2 separate regions of the Homo sapiens genome follow, and region 1 is linked to region 2. The links are chromatin contacts, found by Hi-C in ENCODE. All regions are on one chromosome and are shown on one strand. Each heading gives the region's core, a stretch centred on a gene start or an enhancer-like site at or near the end of the contact. The rest is flanking DNA. Distances are from core to core; before and after follow the strand shown.

Evidence for each region. A loop is a pair of places that touch in the nucleus more often than their neighbours do.
Region 1: a loop to region 2 is called in a map of sciatic nerve, with 34 times the contacts of the local background. The contact joins two enhancer-like sites. A Hi-C loop is called at or near these places in 1 of 168 maps with a recorded cell type or tissue (sciatic nerve).

What each region holds. Positions count from the first base shown.
Region 1 is chr3:102,237,305-102,240,004 of GRCh38, forward strand. No RefSeq gene overlaps it. Among named protein-coding and RNA genes, the nearest start is that of ZPLD1, 200 kb to the right of the region's middle. Within about 2 kb of position 1,292, at least 2 of the 41 ENCODE cell types and tissues checked have a DNase peak (open chromatin) inside an H3K27ac peak, as active enhancers do.
Region 2 is chr3:100,208,859-100,211,558 of GRCh38, forward strand. No RefSeq gene overlaps it. Among named protein-coding and RNA genes, the nearest start is that of TBC1D23, 51 kb to the right of the region's middle. RefSeq lists a silencer at 1,123-1,172. Within about 2 kb of position 1,278, at least 4 of the 41 ENCODE cell types and tissues checked have a DNase peak (open chromatin) inside an H3K27ac peak, as active enhancers do.

The sequences.
Region 1 (2,700 bases), core at 42-2,541, 2.0 Mb after region 2:
TGGAATATGCCCTGGGTCTGTGATCTTCCTGTAGTGGTCAGGGAAGTCTTACTAGTTCCTGATCCTGGCGCAGCGAGGAAGGAAGGAGCTTGAGAGTAAATGTGTGGTTGGCTCACTATTTTATTACTGGACTTAAGTCAGTTGTGTTAAAGGGCAGTAATATGACAAAAAGAGGCCCTTTGTCTCTTTTTCTGCAGGAACTTGGCAAAGGAACATAATGTATATGTAAAGTCTAAAGTAATGCCATTTAATAGAACTTTCTGTGATAATGGAAATGTTTTATATCTATACATCTGTTATAGAAGCCATTACTCATATATGCCTTTTGGGCAATTCAAATGTAGTAAATGCAAATTAGGAGCTGAATTTTTTATTTTGCTTAATTTCAATGAATATTGAAATTTAAATTTCAGCTAATTTATATTTAAATTTAAATAGCCATACATGGGTAGTGACTACTGTATTAGACTGTATTAGATAGGTCTAGAGGATATGAGTTTTGTTGAGATGAAGATGGCAGAGCACATAGAATGTTTTGTTCTGAAGTTGCCCTGCATTACAAAGAATCTGAGTTATGAATTTGACATGCTTTTATTTATAGTGATGCTCCCTTTCCAACAAGAATGTTAAAATAAAATCTTTCTGGATAAGAAGTAAGATGTGGATTTCTTTTGAAAAGAAAATGTAAGGGACTTGCTTCTAAGCCTAGCTTCTTCTCATTCTTGGAGTGTGCTATCATCTTCTAATTCAGTACAGTGGCTTTCACTTCCCATCAGATAAAAAGAGATGCCTCAAACCAATTCCGAAAGCTACTTTTGGAAAAGCATTGGTTGAGTTTTCATCCTGACTCCTAGGATAACAAATAGTAAGTCTTCAAACAAAGCAGCAGCTATGCGAATTCTAGAATTTTGATATGTATTGTTAATGTTGGTATCGTACCACTTGATGCTTTTATGACATGTATCATGACATCAAGTACTGCACAAAATTAAATTCACATTCTAACACTTGTTTAAGTTTAGTTGGTTAGGATAGTGCTGGCTTAACATTTTTAATGTATTTAGTACATGAAAAGTACATAACATTCTCCTTTGTGTACATAGTACACATATAAAATTCAAGCCTGTGTTTGCACAGCATATGAGGGTAAATGGATAAGCCAGGACATGGCTACAGGAGGCTGGCCCAATGGCTTTAAAGGATCTGGGCTCTGCCTAGCTCTGCTGAGGGCTGTGGAAATTGTTAATTCTGCCCAACTGTAACCCATTTGTCACACTGTAGTTGGTAAACTCTGTTGACTTGGTGCTCAGGTGTTGAGATAATGCTTCCTAAAGTTTAATGTGCATATGAATCACCTGGGCATTCTGTTAAAAGGCAAATTCTGACTCAGCAGCCCTGTGACTGGGCCTGAGATCCTGCATTGCTAACAAGTTCTCAAGTGATTCTAATGCTGCTGGACTTCACTGTGAGTAGCAACGTGCTAGGGCATAAATTTGATTTCATTTTGATTAGTTTTACACTGAAACATCTTCCTCCATCACTACAAAACTTATTCTTCAGTCCTGATGACTATGATGTTGTGGTATCAGTCCAGGTAAAAGTGAATAAAAATTTTTATTTAAACTTGTTTCTGGGATTAGAAAAATATAGCTCAATATACACTGAGAGGAAGTTGGTAGCTATGTATTTACATTTCTCTTTTTGAGGTAATCTTTAGCAGTAGAGGAGTTGCTTCATACCTACTGTGATCTCACACAATTTATATAGTGACATATACAACTTCCAGGCTTTCATATTCCGTTACATCTCTCAATACTTGTGAATTTTCTAAAATGCTTCCTTGAATTTGATGCCCTCGGGAGAAAGGTCTATATCCTCATAACCACACTTGTGACAAATTAGCCCAAGCTTCTGGATTATCAAACTTTTCTTCAGTTCTCATCATGCTCTTGTAAAATTATGACCTCAAGCTTTAACTTTTTGGTCTATTGCTTATACAGTAAAGCAAGCAAACAAACAAAATCAAGTGCCATGCACATGCACAGATAAATATAAACATATGGATCAGCACACACTTGTGGAAATTTAAACCAATATTAGTGGGAAAGAAATATAAACAAATATTATGATTATTAATACAAATTAGTAACCAATTAGGTATAAATATGCACTCTCCAGTGTCTTCTTAATTTCAGATTAAGGTGACCTCCAATCAATAGCCAGCAAAAAGCCAGGGCCCTAAGTATTATACCTACAAGGAAAAAATTTCTATCAACAACTTCAATGAATTTGGGTGCAGATTTTTAAACATAAATTTTAGGTAATTCCCACAAGGACCTCTTTTTGCTGCCTTACTTTTTTTCTCCTCCCCTTTCTTATATGAAATAAGATGGTTACTTTGGTAATTGATGAATAATTTATTACAAAATTTGTTTTAGCAGCTAAAATAATGGTGCATGTAAATATTGGTATCTACATTGATAAAAGCTTCTTAGAGTTGACATTGGGATGTGCTAGATTTGAAGTAGATTTTTATCATTCTCTGACAATTTTCTCAGATAATACAAAACCAATTAATGCATCCCTGATTAGTTTTTGACAGAGGTTTTCTTTGAAAGATAACACAGCTTAAATTCACAGAGCTTCTTCCCTTAAGGAATTTAGATTGCTCATTCTTTCCTTACCAATAATTTAGTTTCA
Region 2 (2,700 bases), core at 28-2,527:
TGCACTCCAGCCTAGGCAACAGAGTGAGACTCCGTCTCAAAAAAAAAAAGAAAGAAAGAAAGATTAAATAACACTGGGCCTAGAGATCTGTTAAAAAAACTGTGAGGAGAAGCATGCCAGATAGGATGGGAGGAGATGGAAGACTATGAAAATAGAGAGGAGTTTGATAAGTAAATATAGACTAAAAATTACTAAAACTGAGACTATAGAACCTTTTATTGTAGGGAAAAGTATCATAGACCACAGGAGCTGTGGACTCAAGGGACAGGTCCAGTTCATCCAAATCCACGTGAGGTGTGCAACAGGCTCTGCACTGAAGATGCCGTGTTCCCCCCTCCCTTAGGCACAAAGCCAGCATGTGGGAGTTAGTGCCCTAATGATTAGGAATATATGGTCCAACTTAGGAGACATATGTTTATTTTTACTTTCATTTACATATTTACTTTTGAGACAGGGTCTTGCTCTGTTGCCCAGGCTGGAGTACAGTGGCGCAGTCACATCTCATTGCAGTCCTGACCTCCTGGATTCAGGTGATCTTCCCACCTCAGTCTCTCAAGTAGCTTGGACTATAGGCACTCACTACCATGCCCAGCTAATTCTCTCTCTCTTTTTTTTTTTCAGAGATGGGGTCTCCCTTGTTGCCCAGGCTGACACATGCTTAAATATAAGAGTCTGAATTTTTTCACTTAATGTAAAAATACAAATGTAGTTCTTGATTTGAAAACAAACAGGCTTTAACTTTAGCATGGCACCAAACACTACCTTTAAGAAATTATATATTTAAATACAATTTACACTAACTCTGGTCTTTAGATTTAATTTTCAAGTCTCCTCCTGATTCTCCCTGAGGTAGCATTCTCTGGAGGCAGAATCATTCCAGGCCTTTTACACGACTTTGAAATTGCAGCCCAGTTAGCACCGCTGTGTTCATCCTCCCAAGGCTCCTGGCTAGTTGTTCAATGGGACCCCCAATGGGTCAATTTTAACACAAAATTGTCCACCTCCTTAGTTTCTTTACCTTTCAGGGAGGCTGAATAAGAAATTCTTGAGGAGAAGGGAATGATGGCATGTGCTCCAGTTCCCTGCTCCAACTTTTCTTCTTTTCCATCCTAGAACAGGTATGTGGACATTTCCATTCTGACAGGGAAGTGGGAGCATTTCTCAGTCAGAAAGGCCCCCACTGATGAGACATGATCTCTGCCTCTCAGCTTTTTGTCTCCTTTTGTTTACTGACCAGGAGGAGGTATGACTTCAGTTAGTCCCTTTAGCAGGGTGTCTAGTTCTATGAAAATGAAAATGAAAGCCACAAATTGCCTCTCATGGAGCATTATAGGTACAGATCAAAGAGTAAACCCTTTGAATAAGAATTTCAGCAAACTCCTCTCTCCCTCAAAAAAATTGAAGCAGAGGTTGAAAGTTGCTTAAAACTGGTCTCTCAAGGTGGGCCTTCTGATTCTGTCAATTTTGGGACTGCCTTACCATTAAAGCAGTTATGGGTGCATTCGAGGAGCAGGAAAAAACTTCATGCACTACTATCCCACGATGTGTTACAATGACCTTGGGGTTGGCAGGATGAGGAAGGGAGGCATGTTCCCAATAACAGAGACATTCTGTTTCTCCTCTCTGGACATGCTTTCCCTGGGTGACTTCATTCACAGTCATGTCTTAATGCTAATCCCTCTCAAATCAAAATTTTTTGTGTACATAGAACTTCAATCCTAAGCTTCAGGCCTATAACTGCACTACCTGGGTACAGCTCTGGTGTGAGTATTATCCAACCAGACTAAGAAAGTGCCTACCATTTCTAAGGGGAAAAAAGATGTTCTGTGTATGAGGAGAAGACCTTCTCATATAGAACTGAGGGAGGGAGAAAACAGGCAGATGGGTTGAGGTGGCACCCAAGGACCTGGTGACAATGAGGAATTCTGATGGAAAAGAAGAGAGAGAACTAGTTTCATACTAATTTTCCTTGTGCCTTTAAATAGCACGTTGCCAAGTGATTTGAGGCCCTTTAATAGCTTTGCTGGGAAATGCCTCCTTCCTGTGCCGTTGCTATGAGAAGCCTTTCTTTGTTTATTAGTTTGGTTTACAAAAGGCACCAGATGTTTAAAAACCTCAGGCCACATGTATAATCAAAATGACATCATTAAAATGCTAATGATAGCAAACCCACTTCAAACACTTTCTCCCCAGCATGGGGATACTGGCCTTTCCAAAACCCAAATGAATGTACCACCTTTAGTTCGACTACCAAAAATGTTTTGTGATCTTTTTGTTTGCTTGTTCTTCACTCCCCTTAAAGAATTTTCCCTGAGGTAGGAATTCAAACCTTAGCCTACTAAAGGACTATAGCCTGCCCTGGGTCTTCTAATTCATATATAAAAATTTAGGTTTGTATGATTGTAATTTCCTTGGGTTTGCCAAAGGAAATTAAATATATTTGTTCATTATCAGTTGTCTATAAGTCATTCAGATCTGTGTCAGAATCTCTTTCGTAGCTTACAACTATGTAGAGGGAAGGCTTGTTTTTATTTTCATTCCAGCAAGATACAGAGTAGTGCTTGGTAAAGATTAAGTTGCAGCATATGAGATTAGATATTTAACCATTTTTTTACCTATAAAAAAGAGCAATTTTATATGTGTCAACCTAATATATTCAGTATATGCAATACTAGAAATGTGAAGTGTTGAGTCAGATTC